Linked DNA regions of Homo sapiens: all the other regions are linked to region 1. The links are chromatin loops, found by intact Hi-C in ENCODE. Cell type or tissue: OCI-LY7. All regions are shown on one strand. Region 1 overlaps DOCK10 (dedicator of cytokinesis 10). Region 2 overlaps LOC105373909 (a long non-coding RNA gene). Region 3 overlaps LOC124907989 (a long non-coding RNA gene).

Evidence for each region. Hi-C counts contacts between places; a loop is a spot of excess contacts. Peaks named below come from ENCODE experiments on the same cell type or tissue, not always from the same donor. Only the 100,000 strongest peaks of a DNase experiment are listed, where the experiment ranks them.
Region 2: it touches region 1 in a loop (1.9-fold over the local background); 2 of 110 quality-filtered maps call a loop at or near these places.
Region 3: a loop joins it to region 1, with 3 times the contacts of the local background. A loop is called at or near these places in 4 of 110 quality-filtered maps.

Annotation. Positions count from the first base shown.
Region 1 is chr2:224,951,010-224,956,009 of GRCh38, forward strand. All of the region lies in intron 1 of DOCK10 (dedicator of cytokinesis 10), which reads right to left. Among named protein-coding and RNA genes, the nearest start is that of MIR4439, 57 kb to the right of the region's middle. RefSeq lists a silencer at 2,463-2,512. In OCI-LY7, no CTCF peak of the experiment used is centred here; DNase peaks (open chromatin) are centred at 922 and 2,452; H3K4me3 peaks cover 2,058 bases; H3K27ac peaks cover 2,629 bases.
Region 2 is chr2:224,664,936-224,669,935 of GRCh38, forward strand. It overlaps LOC105373909 (a long non-coding RNA gene), which reads left to right. Exons shown (of 3, transcript XR_923955.1): 3 at 1-22. Among named protein-coding and RNA genes, the nearest start is that of CCDC195, 49 kb to the right of the region's middle. In OCI-LY7, no CTCF peak of the experiment used is centred here; a DNase peak (open chromatin) is centred at 2,226; H3K4me3 peaks cover 3,520 bases; H3K27ac peaks cover 4,867 bases.
Region 3 is chr2:223,947,513-223,952,512 of GRCh38, forward strand. LOC124907989 (a long non-coding RNA gene) reads left to right here. Exons shown (of 2, transcript XR_007088100.1): 2 at 329-2,275. It also overlaps a transcript of MRPL44 not described here. Among named protein-coding and RNA genes, the nearest start is that of WDFY1, 4.7 kb to the left of the region's middle. In OCI-LY7, a CTCF peak has its summit at 1,906; DNase peaks (open chromatin) are centred at 1,889, 3,659, 4,679 and 4,889; H3K4me3 peaks cover 2,585 bases; H3K27ac peaks cover 2,905 bases.

The sequences.
Region 1 (5,000 bases):
CAATGTCTAAAAAGATTCAGTGTGAGAGATAGACAGGCTGAAAACTAAGGACCTTGCAGTTTTGGATCTAGACATACTTGTGCTTAAATCTTCAGCTGTCTATTAGATAACGTCCAGCAAGGTATTTGACTTATCTCTGCCTAACTTTTATATGTAAGAATAGAGCAATTAGTTTATAGCTTATAGGGTTGCTGTGAAACAATATATGTGAGTCCCTGGAGTTGTGAACAAAATATATATATGTGTATGTATAATGGCTAAGATTCCTATCTGTGTATATACATAAACTATTATTATTGAACATAATGGGTATTTGTCATTTCTTATGTAAGTATGTATTTATGTATATACATATATATGCATGCATATATGTACATACAAAACGCACAGTCTCACATATTCTTATATAAGAATTCAAAGTCTGGTCCCATGGTGTCCAGTCAGAAAGTAAGTTTGCCATTTTCAGTAGAGAAGAGGCTAGATGTTTGGAAATTAAGTAAGATGGGACACTTAACCATGATTTAGAGACATGGGAATTTGAATGCTAAAATGTCAGAAACCTAAGAAAAAGTTCTGGCAATCTGTATTAGTTTTCTATTGCCACTGTAACAAACTGCCACACATTTAGTGGCTTACATCAACCTCCATTTATGATCTGTTTTCATGGGTCAGAAATCTGCATTCAGTGCGGCTCAGCTGACTCTCTGCTTGGAGAACCACAAGACTTAAACCTAAGTGTCAACAGGGTGGTATCTCTTTCTGGAGGCTCCAGGGGAGAAGCTGTCTTCAGGCACATGCAAGGTTGTTGGCAAAATTTATTCCTTACAGTTGTAGGACTGAGGTGGCCATTTCTTTGCTGTCTGTCAGCCAGGGGTTATTCTTAGCTTTCAGAGGCCACCCACATCCCCTGACTCAAGGACCCTTTCTAAACCAGAAATAGCCAGCTGAATCACTCACACTTTGAATCTAACTTCTCCTTTTGCCTCATCTTCCTAACATATCTCTTCTTCTGTATCTCTCTGCTGTAGCCAGGGAAAAAAGCCTTGGCTTTCAGGGCCTCATGTGATCAGGCCAGGACAATCTGGAATCATTTCTCTACTTTAAGGCCACCTGATGATCAACCTTAATTTATGACTGCAAAGTCCCTTCACAGCTGTACGAAAATTCATGTTTGAATAATCAGGCAGTCTGGAGGGGACGTCTTTAAAATACAGTCTACTACGTCTTATTCTCGAATTTTGTATGCGTGTGTTTTAATTTTAACATCAAGGATGTACTGAGAAGAAGGTGTAGATGAGAAAGACACTTGGCCTTTGGTTGTGGTTTCCACTGACCACTGAGATCCAGGTTGCAATGGGACTAAGAAATGAGTGGGAGGAAATGGAAAATTGGCTTCTAGATCATTTACTGGAAAATACTGGCAGTGAAATACAGGTGAGAAGTCGAAATAAAGGTGAGAAGTCGAATGGCACAGGAGAGCTCAACAAAGTTGGAAGAAAGGAAGAAAAATAATGGTGGAGGAAAGGCAGCAAACAAAGTCAATATACTATGTGAAAGTCCTTTTTAAATGCTCAATTATGTTATTTTTTTTTTTTTTTTTTGAGACGGAGTCTTGCTCTGTCGCCCAGGCTGGAGTGCAGTGGCGGGATCTCGGCTCACTGCAAGCTCCGCCTCCCGGGTTCACGCCATTCTCCTGCCTCAGCCTCCCAAGTAGCTGGGACTACAGGCGCCCGCCACTACGCCCGGCTAATTTTTTGTATTTTTAGTAGAGACGGGGTTTCACCGTTTTAGCCGGGATGGTCTCGATCTCCTGACCTCGTGATCTGCCCGCCTCGGCCTCCCAAAGTGCTGGGATTACAGGCGTGAGCCACCGCGCCCGGCCTATGTTATGTTTTAACATGCTCAATTCTAACTATTTTCAGTTAGATAGGCTATCCAATCCGGAAATGGCATCATCACTGAATCTAAGCAACCGGGGGGCAGAAACCTGGCTTTCATTGACAATGCATTTGAATCCATTCCATTAAAATGGCCCCAAAAGTACCATTAGGAATTTAGAGTAACAGAAACATAGTGCTTAAGATTTAGACACATGTACATGATGACAGGATTCACAAGTCCTAAATTGAGCAATTGGTAAGGCACCTCCTATTCATTTCTTCCCACTTCAGTTATTACTTCCTTATTACATTTTATCTTTATTCCAAGTTTTTTAACCTGTTGAGCTTTTTGGCATTTGCCATTGATTACTTCTTCATTATCGCAGAATGCTTGGATAATTCATTTTATTTTTTTCTCTTCCATTTCCAGTAGATTTCCCCATTTGCCTGCAGGTTAGTTTGCTGCACAGCCTTTCTGTCATAGGAAAAACAAGACTGGTCCATGGTGCATCTGCAGGCTCAGCTCAACCAGTGTACACCCTGCTTAAAGGAAGTAAAGCAGCAAGTATCTACTTCCTCCTTCACTGTGGTCTCTCCTGAGCCTCAGCCCTGCAGAAGAGCTCTTAAAGTTAGTGGTACTCAGGCTCACTGCTTCCTGCTAGAAAGGTCAACCCAACTGAGCAGCTCCAAGTTACCAATGAGAGTAGACTTGTCTGGGGGAGTTTAAATGAACACGACAAAACCTCGTATTTCTAAACGTACAGTTTTCAAAGTGGACAATGTCTGTGAAATATAGGTTGGGGCAAAGGTAACTGCGGTTTTTGCGATTATTTTTAAAATAGTGGTTTTTTAAAATGGCGCTACTAAAAATGATGGCAAAACCCACAACTACCTTTGTGCCAATCTAATCGTATACAGTATTTAGAAATTTCTTGGAAAATAAAGGGTGCTGTGCACATGAGTGAGAATGTAGATGAGCCAACAATAACAGAGACTGCAGTTTGTGGGTGTGTGGTGCATGTGGGAGTCTGTGTGTGCAGAGTGTGTGTGTGTGTGTGATGCATGCTTATTGTGTGTGTGGGGTAGATGTTGTGCATTTGCTGTGTATGTCTGTACAGGTATATAGGCATAAAATTATCTTGATTGCATTAAAATAACATAGTACTCCAATTATAGCCTTTCAGACAGGTATAAAGTTGTAATATTTGTTCACAGTACTGAATTTCAATAGGTTAGAAGGTGAAAATTCTCATTTAGAGAATTCTCATCAAATCAGAATTTGATGGGAGAGGGGTTTGGGTAGGTAAGAAATTCATTTCTTACAGAGTTTACAGAGCCCATCTTAGAATCTAACAGCAAACAGTGAAGGAGTTATACTTTTTCAATAGTGGACTTCATCACTGGTCAGAGATATCCATTTCCAGAAAAAAATTATAGTCCAGAGATATGTATATATCTTACCAATAAGTATCTTAGTGTGATATTTAGAAAATAAAATACATTGATTTTAGGGTTTATTATTTTCTGAATTTCCTGTTGGGCATTTAGTTAATCACCCTTTTTGAAGTTTTTGATTTTTTTTTGCTAAAGGCATCCAACTGTCTTCGAGAAGTCATGTGTATTTTAATATTTCCAGCTTCAGCCTGCTCTGCTGTTGAAAATGGGAAATCTCTAAGGGACAAACATTTATTCTTATGGAGACAAAACTCTAACTCACATGCCCTTGCCTCCATCCTCAGAAGCCAGGGCATAACAATAATGACAATGACAACAACAAAAATACCACAGCTAGCTCATAGCATTTCTAAACATGTTTCATACAAATATATATGCCTGGATTGATACTGCTCTTTACAAAGGCATGCAGCTAATTCTCACCTAGAATACAGTGTTCTTTTCCTATTAAAAAGTAATCAACTCCAAAGCAATATATTTTTCATTATACTATTTTTCCTCTACCTTTTAAAGAAAATGAAAAGCATTCCGAGCTGAAGCAGATTTCTTCCACAAATGATCAGGTGAAGACACACAAATACAGCCTCCAAGAAGATGAGGCTGAGGAGATCTGAATCAATGCAGTTATCTTTTTATCTTATAGGGACTGTTTTCCAATTGCATTTTCCCTAGAGACAGAGGTATCCTGTCTGCTTGCTGGCTTGGAGCCTACTCCAGCTTCCCACTACTGGCAAAATTAACTACAGACCAATGTTATTTCCTTTAAAATAAAACAAGCACCTAAAATTGCCCTCCTGTAGCCATTCAAACTACTCATTACCTTGCTTTCAATATGAATGTCACTCACTGTTTAATAATTACCCTGAAAAGCACATTGTATGTAAGTTTTGTGGGGAGACTAAGGTCTTTCAAATCTGTAAAGCTCTAATGGAAAAATTGGTCAATTTATGGAATACCACCATTACATATGCTTTATTCTTGTGGCTGTCTTTTTACTGCAGAAGGATTTGTCTTTATAAATGGAAGGCAATAAAGCATTATTACCTAAGCAATTTTGAGAAGGAAACTAATTGTCATGTAAATGCCAATTGCTGAGTGTGAAGGCAACCAGATATCTAGACCAACAATTTATTGCTAGTGGATCAGATTGTTAGCCTAGGTACAATCCCTGTAACCCAGTCGACTCCACAAACCACTTATTTAATGGCACCGTAATGCATTTGTGTCTTTTAAGGCCTCCACCAGGAGATAAAGCTAATACAATACTTTGATTTAAGTGTTTAATGCCTTGCATTGTGGAAATTGGAGAATAATGGTAGGGTCTTGGGTTTGCAATCAAGAACTTTGTGTTTTGCAGATAACTAATTGTTGAATTTCCTTTATTTAGTTGTGCACACTGCAGTAAATTCTTGACATTTTGAAGTCCAGTAGTTAAGGTCCCCAATTAAAGGGCAAATTAACCTCTGGGTATGTGTTCTGCACCTCACTAGGTAAACAAGAAGAACTGAAATAGCAGAGAAACAAGAATTGGATACCTCTCATAAGGGCACCCATATGTATTTAATCTAGTTTATGAGAATGACTCTCTGTCAAACATTGTTCGTGTCTGTCCAGTGCCAGGAATCAATGATAAGAGAGAATTAGAACAGACTATACACAGTCCAT
Region 2 (5,000 bases), 290 kb before region 1:
ACCTGGAGTGAGACCCACACCGTCTCAAAGACAAGGTGAGAAACCATTATATTTGCTTCACCGAGATGGATTTTAGAAAGCCTAAACCATCACTTAACCTCATTTGATCCAGAATATCCCCTCTGAGAAACACTGTGTGTGTGTGGTCTTGAACTCCTGGGCTCAAGTAATCCTCCGACACACATTGGTATGTCCATGCTAACTTAAAGGCTGAGCAGATGCCACCAAATCTTGATGTTCTTTTGTGTCTGCTTATTGCAGTTTCCAATTAGGTGCTCAGGATACTTTTGCCTTGCCCTCCCAAACTGCTGTGGTTATAGGCATGAGCCACTGTGCCTGGCCTAGAATTTTTAACTGTATTCAGTAAGGACTATTTTAGTATCAAGTAACAGAAATTGTACTTAAACTGGACGAAAAAGAATACATATTTCTCTTTTCTCCAGAAAAGAGAAATACATATTGCCCACTTATCTAGAAAGTCAAGCAGTAGTGTTGCAGGCACAGCTTCACCAATAATATGGGGCCCAACGTCACCAATAATATGTCCCTCTCAATTCCCGATTCTGTTTCTCTTCATGTTGGCTTCATTTTTGGGCAAGTTCTCTCTTGTGGTGACAAAGAAGGCATCATGCAAGGTTAGCATCTTCAGGAAAAGCTCATCTTTCACAACAGTTATAATAAAAGGACCAGATTCAATTCTTTTTGAAACATCATGGGTCATGTGCCCCACCCTGAATCAGTCAATGTGGCCAGGGAAATGGGATGCACCTATTGGCTAATTTGAATCACATGCTTCTCTTTAGAGACAGGAGGTTTGTGGGTATGAGGTCGACTCATCTAATCCTGTAACCTAAGTGTTGGGAAAGGGTTAGTTCCTTGAAAGACCAGGCACTGACTTCTAGAGGGTGGCTGGATGTTGGCCAGGCCAAAACAGTAGTTATCTCCTACAAGACTGCAAAATCTAATGGGCTTTAGAGTCTGCCTTTAAAAGTGGGGACAATAAAATGTGCCTTACCTTACTTCACAGGATCAAATTCAATCCCTCAAATGAATTCTAAAAATTATAAAGGATTTTACAAAGGCAAGGTAATGTTATGTTACCTTTCACAGGTGATTTAACTAAAGGAATATGTAGAAAGACATTACTAGGGGCAGGCACGATGGCTCACGCTTGTAATCCCAACACTTTGGGAGACTGAGGCGGGCGGATCACGAGGTCAGGAGATGGAGACCATGCTGGTTAACATGGTGAAACTCCGTCTCTACTAAAAATACAAAAAGTAGCCGGGCGTAGTGGCAGGTGCCTTTAATCCCAGCTACTCAGGAGGCTGAGGTAGGAGAGTCACTGAAACCCAGGAGGTGGAGGTTGCAGTGACCCGAGATCGTGCCACTGCACTCTAGCCTAGGTGACAGATTGAGACTTCGTCTCAAAAAAAAAAAAAGAAAAAAAGGAAGACATTGCTGAAGTGTAAAGCATACCCAGTTTTCTTTATCTTACCATATATTGACCGCAATGTAATTTTGAAGGAGTTTGGAGAATATTTCTTCGAGTTTTACAAAAGGTCAGACTCTGATCATATGCTGATGACCCTAACTAGAAATTTCTACAACTTTATAGAAAACTTGCATGCATTACATATGCATGCATAGTTAGATGCATATATAGTTCCTTAACTGCATTAGTCAGAGTTCTCCGGAGAAAGAGCACCAGTAATATACATATGGATATATATATATACATTTTTATTTATTTATTTTTTTTGTGAGACAGAGTCTCGCTCTGTCACCTAGGCATTGGTTCATGAGAAATTGGTTCATGCAATTATGGAGCCTGAGAAGTCCCACAATCTGCCATCTGTAAATTGGAGACCCAGGAAAGCCAGTGGTACAATTCAGTCAGAAGGACGGAAAACAGGAGAAATAATTATGTAAATCACGTTCTGAGGGCCAAGAAGCTGAAATGAGGTGTCCGAGCTCAGCAGAGCAGGGCAAATTTCTCCTTTCTCCACTTTTTCTTTTATTTAGGCTCTCAATTGATCAGATGATGCCCATATACATGGGAAGAGCAGTCTACTTCAATGAGTCCACTGATTCAAATGCTAATTGCATCTGGAAATACCCTCCCAGATACACTCAAAAACAATGTCTAATCTGGGCACCCCATGGCCAGTCAAGTTGATACATAAAATTAACCATAACACCTGTCTTTGTCATATTTGGGTGATCAGCCAGCCAAGAAATGACATATTTTGAGAGCTTTCAGAGTTGCAGAGTCACTAGAGGGTTAATGGTAATGCAAATACCTTAGCTTTCACATCCTGTCTTTGATAAGAGTTTACGTTTTCAGCAAATAATCTGTGAAGTGGCTAATTTGCTGGGGGATAATGAGAATAGATAGTTACTCTGAAAATTGCTCTTACGCAATTCTACTTACTTTTTAATGGTGTCTCTTTTCTTTGTAAGAAGTGCCATATTTTGGGACAACATGGGGAATTTAATCATTAAGTTAAACAATAAACCCTTTAAACTACCTTAATTTCTTTTTTTTTTTTTAGATGGACTCACTCTGTCACCCAGGCTGTAGTGCAGTGGCACAATATTGGCTCACTGCAGCCTCCGCCTCCCGGGTTCAAGCAATTCTTGTGCCTCAGCCTTCTGAGTAGTTGGGATTACAGGCATAAGCCACCATGCGTGGCTAATTTTTGTATTTTTAGTAGAGATGGGGTCTCGCCAGGCTGGTCTGGAACTCTTGACCTCAGGTAATTCACCCACCTTCGCCTCCCAAAGTGCTGGGATTATAGGCATGAGCCACTGCACCCGGCAAACTACCTTAACTTCTAAGAGAGTCAACAATTCTATTAGTTGAATTATACGTAAGTAAATAAAACCTTGAAACAATGGAAAAACCCTTATACAAAAGGCAAACAATTAGAAAAGACTCAGTACCCTGGGGCCTAAGTAATATAATTAAAAGCAGGATTTTAAAAAATAAGTTTCTTTCTAAAAGCAGAGAAAGCACCAAGGTGATTGCTTTGTTTCCCACAGCTTTCAGACCCTGAGTGCATTGGTAAGGTTTTCCTAATTGCTATATTTCTTATATTTTGTAAAATAAAGAAAACACAGATCATTTATCTTTCTAGTATACAAGAACCATTTTGAAAGGGCCATTTCTCTTGTTTAAATGATAATTATATGTCATAACCTATAGTAAAGGTAGAAAGGAGGCTCACACTCCCAGTGTTTCAGGAGACAATGGAATAAAACTAGTTAAGATGTCATTGTTAAGACATAATAGTAATCAGTTAAGATGAGGTCATACTAAAGTAGGGTAGGCCTCTAATCCAACATGATTGTTGTCCTTACAAAAGGGGGAATTTGGACACGGACAGTCTCATGGGGAGAACACCATGTGAAGATGAAGGCAGAAATCTACAAACCAAGGAGTGTCAAAGACTGCTAGCAAACCACCCAAAGCTCGGAGAGAGGCATGGAACAGATTCTCCCTCACAGCCCCCAGCAAGAACCAACCCTGGCAACCTCTTGATCTCAGACTTGTAGTTCTAGAATTGTGAGATAATAAATTTAGTTTGTGGTACTTTGTTATGTCAGCCTGAACAAAGTAATTATGGTCCTCATTTTATAAGTGAAGATTCTGAGGCTCATAAAGATAAACTTGTCTGACGTCAAGCAGCCAGGACAGAGCTGGGGCTGGACTCAGGTTACTCCAAACATTGTGTTTTAAACCCCTGCATCGTTTTCCAAAACTGATCCAAGGACCTCTTGCATAAAAATCACCCGGGATGCTTATTAAAAATGCAGATTCAGGCCGGGTGCGGTGGCTCTTGCATGTAATCCCAGCGCTTTGGGAGGCCGAGATGGGTGGATCACCTGAAGTCAGTAGTTCGAGACCAGCCTGGTCAACATGGTGAAACCCTGTCTCTACTAAGAATACAAAAATTAGCCCGGCGTGGTGGCACATGCCTGTAATCCCAGCTGCAAGGGAAACTGAAGCAGAAGAATTGCTTGAACCCACGAGGCAGAGGTTGCAGTGGGCCGGGATCACACCACTGCATTCCAGTATGGGCAACAGAGCGAGACTTCATCTCAGGGAAAAAAAAAAAAAAAGAAAAAAAAAGCAGGTTCAGGGATTCAACTCAGACCCGCTGAATATGAAACTGGGGAAAGGTGGCAAGAGACTGAATTCTAAAAAAGAAACAACTCTAAATGAAAACTGTTAACACTCATTTTGCTTCTGAATTAGAGTCCCTCAACCCCCTCACTATGGTCTGCTGAAATTGAGGTGATTCTAGCACTAAATGAGAAATATTTATGTGTTCATCAGTTAGAATTTGGGCAAATTTTTGTCTGGACTTCAAATTTTGCTATTTTTTTCCCCCAGTGATGATAATAAAATATACCGTATCTTATCTCCCATAATCAAATTAAATCTTTTGAAAATGAAAGTTAAAACTTATAAACATTTTAGAAATGCAAGGGAATATTATGAAGTATCTTTATTCAGATCATCTAATTAACAGACTATGGAGGAAGATATTACTTCAATGTAATTCCTACCCATTTCTCTTGAAAAATAAACGCTGAGTTATCAGTGGTTTTATTCTGGAAAGCTTTGCTTTGTTTCTACCACAACTAATGCTCTGCCTGTGTGGTGGGGCAATTCCTAGCATCCTCCTCTCTGTTGAATCATCTTCTTCTCTTACATGATCATGCATTGTACTTCTATGCAAGCTTTGCTCATATTTTCCAAGTGTAAGGAGAACCTGATAATGCAGAGGGCTCATTTTCTTGATTATGTCATTGTTGTTGACTCCTTCAGATGGAGAATAATTAATGGTGTATACATATATATAATTTATATCACCACTATATATATAAATATAATTTATATATAATTTATATCACCATTATATATTTATATAAAATATATAATATATAAAAATATATTATATATAAATATATAAAAATATATTATTTAAATA
Region 3 (5,000 bases), 1.0 Mb before region 1:
TTTTAAATAGATGGTGTGATAGATTCAGGAATACACTGCACAGATCTGCTTTCAGGGAAGAACAGTGGTCAGCAGAGAGCCTCTAGCCTTCAGCTCCTTCAGGGACTGCCCCAGCTGCTGAGAACCACTGGGTCTCAGTTGTTCCCTTCACAGGGAAGCCCACATTCAGTAACTGAACAAGATAGGAGGATAAAGGCCTGACCATCAAGACAGACCGATGAGCAACACTTGCTCTAGAACTCTCTCCTAGATTGGACAAGGCTTTGTAAGGCGTGTACTGCAGCTGACTTCTCCTGCCTAATCCTGGTACCTCCCCCTCCCTTCACAGGCATTGATTCCTAATAAACACCCTCTGAGCCAACCTCTATCACCGTATCTGCTGCTGGAGAATGCAACCTGAGACAAGTAAAAGCCTCATTGTAAAGTTACATTTTGAGCCAAGAAGGAGAGGAGGGAGTAAGCCATGTGGAAATGTGGGCCAAATACTTTTCTGGAAAAGAAAAGAGCACGTGTTAAGGCATTGAGGTGAGCACATGCCAGGGGTTTTGTAGAGACAGCCAGGCACCCCGTGAGGCTGGAGCAGAGTGAGTGAGGGAGTGCTCAGAGAAAAACAGCACAGACAGGTCACCAGACAGACCATGTTGAGCCCAGAGACCATTGATAAGGGCTTTGGTTTTTACTTCAAATGAGATAGGAAGCCATTGGAGAGTTTCGAACAGAAGGCTGGTTTAATCTGCCTTCAAGTTTTTAAATTTGTATTCATTTATTTTTCGAGACGAAGTCTCACTCTGTCGTCCAGGCTGGAGTGCAGTGGTGCGATCCTGGCTCACTGCAACCTCCACCTCCTGGGTTCAAGTGATTCTCGTGCCTCAGCTTCTCAAGTAGCTGGGACTACAGGCACGTGCCACCACACCCAGCTAATTTTTGTACTTTTAGTAGAGAGGGTGTCACCATGTTGGCCAAGCTGGTTTCGAACTCCCAACCCCAGGTGATCCACCCACTTTGGCCTCCCAAAGTGCTGGGATTATTATAGGCATGAGCCACTGCGCCTGGGCTAATCTGCCTTCAATTTTAAAAGGCAAGAATAGAAGCAAGGTGTCAGTCAGGAAGTTATTTGAGAAATTAACAGGGTAATTGAGAAATGATGTGGCTTTCTAAGGGTGCTGGTGGTGAGAGGACATCAGATTCTAGACTTATGTAGAAGGTAGTACCAGTGAAATTTGTTGAATATTGAATATGAGATAGTTAAGAATGATACCAAGATTTGTGGGCTGAGCAACTGGAAAAGTGGAGCTGCCAGTTACTGATCTGTGGAAAATGTAGGAGGAGCAGGTTTGGAAGGGAAGAAGGAGAATTCAGTTTTGGACATAGGAAGCTTGAGACGAGTATTAGGTCTCCAAGTGAAGGGGCTGAGTAGGCAGTTGAATACAGGAGGTTTTTGTTTGTTTGTTTGTTTGTTTTTGTTTTTTTTGTTTTTTTTTTGAGATGGAGTCTTGCTCTGTTGCCCAGGCTGGAGTGCAGTGGTGCGATCTTGGCTCACTGCAACCTCCACCTCCTTGGTTGAAGCAATTATCCTGTCTCAGCCTCCCCAGCAGCCGGGATTACAGGCGTGTGCCACTATGCCTGACTAATTTTTGTATTTTTAGTAGAGACGGGGTTTTGCCATGTTGGCCAGGCTGGTTTCGAACTCCTGACCTCAGGTGATCCACCTGCCTCAGCCTCCCAAGGTGCTGGGATTACAGGCGTGAGCCACCATGACCAGCCTGAATATAGGAGTTTTGTATATGCTACTGAATAGTAGAGAGGTCTGGACTGCAGCCATTACTCTGGGAGTTAAATGCACAGTGATGGAACCTGCTGTGCCACCCTCTGCAGGGTCAGCAGATGCTCACTGGGTGGTGGTAGAGTTCAGGAGCCAAGTTTATGCTTGATCTTAAGGCAGCAGGATGGTCAAAACTAAGTGAGAGAAAGGCCCTCTACAAATACTTGTTCAAAAATTTTAATCAGGGATTCGCCTGTTAAACTAAATTAAAATGGAAACCAGGGCTGAAGACTCCCCGAAGAGACAAAGCCAGTCAGTCCTCCTAAGTGATCTTAACCTTGCTTGATTTGCAAACATAAGTGAAACTTAACTTGAACTATTTCTTGTAAATGCCTGTATTAAAGAAAAACAAAACTTAAGCTCAACCATTCAGAAGCAGTCAACAGACTTACAATTAAATAACTAGGGATTTTCCCACAGGATAGACCAAATAAAGCCACTTTATAACTGTAATCAATTATTTTCTTTGCATTATTTCTGCATTCACTCTTCCAAGTTTGACCCTTATGCTTCTCCAACAGAGCCCTGGAAACACTTCCGGTTTAGAGCTGTCCGATTCATGAATTGCTGTTTACACAAATAAGCCCTTTAAAATATTATTGTGCCTTGGTTTACCTTTTTTTTTTTTTTCTTGAGACAGAGTGTTACTACTCTGTCACCCAGACTTCAGTGTACTGCTGGGATCTCAGCTCACTGCAACCTCTGCCTCCCCGGTTCAAGCAACTCTTGTGCCTCAGCCTCCTGAGTAGCTAGAACTACAGGTGTGTGCCGATCATGCCCTGGTAATTTTTGTATTTTTAGCAGATGTGGGGTTTTACCATGTTGGCCAGGCTGGTCTCGAACTCCTGGCCTTAAGTGATCCATCAGCTTCAGCATCCCAAATTGTGAGGATTACAGGCGTGAACCACTGTGCCCAGCCCTCTTTTTTTTTTTTTTTTTCAGTCAGGATCTCACTCTGTCACCCAGGTTGGGGGCAGTGGCACAATCTCAGCTCACTGCAGCCTCTGCCTCCTGGGTTCAAGCAATTCTCCTGCCTCAGCCACTGCAGTAGCTGGGAGTAGGCAAGCACCACCATGCCTGGCTAATTTTTGTATTTTTAGTAGAGACATGGTTCTCTACTATTGCCCAGGCTGGTGTTGAACTCCTGAGCTCAAGTGATCCAACTGTCTCAGCCTCCCAAAATGCTGGTACAGGTGAGAGCCACTGTGCCTGGCCTGGTTTACCTTTGTAACAGGCCTTACGTATTGAGTTGTCTTACAAATAAGATGAATCATCACCCAGAATGGTTCAATGTGAACAATAAGGTAAGGCCCACATAACTCTCACCTTGCACACTGACAATGAACTGACCCAAAGATGTAACATTGATCCAGTTTATTGCAAAAGCAGCTACTCTGTGTGATTTCTTCCAAAACACATGGAAAACATCTCAGCTGTAACACATTTTGAAGGCAATTTACATAAACAAATTAAGCTCTAAATTTAACTCACCTTTATACATTTTGTAAAATCAGTGCTTAAACACAAAATGATTTTATAGAGTATGCATATAGCATTTACAGCCATAAGAGTACATGAAGTCCAAGAGGAAGTATGTGTGTAAATAACGAAGAGGTACAAGGACAGAAGCCTTGGAAACATCAACAGGTCTGGAAGAAAGGGAGGAACCAGAAAAAAAGACTGGAGAGGAGCCAACCTCCCCCTGCTCCCCTTCCCCCTGACTCTATGAGGTAGGAGGAAAATGGATATTGTGTGTATTGTCCTGAAGACAAAGGAAGAAGGTGTTCTAAGGAGGAGGAAGTGATCGACTGTGTCAAATGCTGCAGATCAAGCAAATGAAATGACTGCAAGTTTCCATGAATGCCAGGGGTAAAACCTGATTGAAGTGAGTTCAAGTGGTGATAGAAGAGCCTTAGCACAGCCTCTTGGAACTGCTAGACTCTAGGTACACAAAGAGAAATTATTTATTTTTTTATATCAATGGCTTTTGAGGAACAGGTGGTGTTTGGCTACATGGATAAGAAATTTTGTGGTGATTTCTTGCATTTCTAAAGTGAGAATAATAATGTTACCTTTTAATGGTGATGTAGGAAGCAGAGATAATGTGTAGTATTTATTGTTAACTCATGCTTCTTACCTTGGAGTTTTTTTTTTTTTTTTTTTCAGACAGAGTCTCGCTCTGTGGCCAGGCTGGAGTGCAGTGGCACGTTCTCGGCTCACTGAAACGTCTGCCTCCCTGGTTCAAATGATTCTCCTGCCTCAGCCTCCAGAAAAGCTGGGATTACAGGTACATGCCAGAACGCCAGGCTAATTTTTGTATTTTTAGTAGAGATGGGTTTTCACCATGTTGGCCAGGCTGGTCTCGAACTCCTGACCTCAAGTGATCCACCCACCTCAGCTTCCCAAAGTGCTGGGATTACAGGCTTGAGCCACTGTGTCTGGCCCCTTACCTTGGACCTTGATCTCTAAATGTCTATCCCGCCATCACCTCCTCTGACTCTAAATACCTGTGTCATGCTAGACTTCCTTGAGGGAGTATTTTATAGTTGTACTGTAAGAATGATAATGATGATAATCATAAATGCCAATATTATTTATTGTAATAAGTTCTTACCTTTAACATTTGGATGAAGTAAGGTATGTTAGCTTAATGGGTCAGCATTCTAATGTGGCCTTGACTTTCTACTCTTCACATTTCAGATACTCTAAGTGTAATCACAGGCTAGCCGTTTGCCTATTGCTATCAGATCCACTTTATGTGTACCTTGCTTGGTCTGTATTGCAGGGGGTTGACTTCTGCAAACTACATGTCCCAGACTCCCTAACCGACTTGCTTCCTGATAAGTTTGTATGGTGGAGGCAGTGGTGGGACATTGGAAGGTAGAAGGAAAGAAGAAACCAGGGTATTTCTCCTCCACTCTTTCTGCTTAGGGAGTATGCCTTCTCTGTGGCTCCAGTCCCCACTGGCTATAGCTTCCCTCTTTTGTCGCAGCCCTCAACAGGCAGTCTCTGTGGGTTCTTGGTCCCATTCGGCTCACCTAACTCTTGTGCTCTGGTACCATCTGTTCCCTTTGTCTCTCCAGTTTTGCTGTCCCTAATCTCTTAGGCCTTTCAGTTCTAACACCTTTGTAACTAGTTCTTTGTATTCGGTTTCTTTCTTGGAACCATCTGGTGTGCC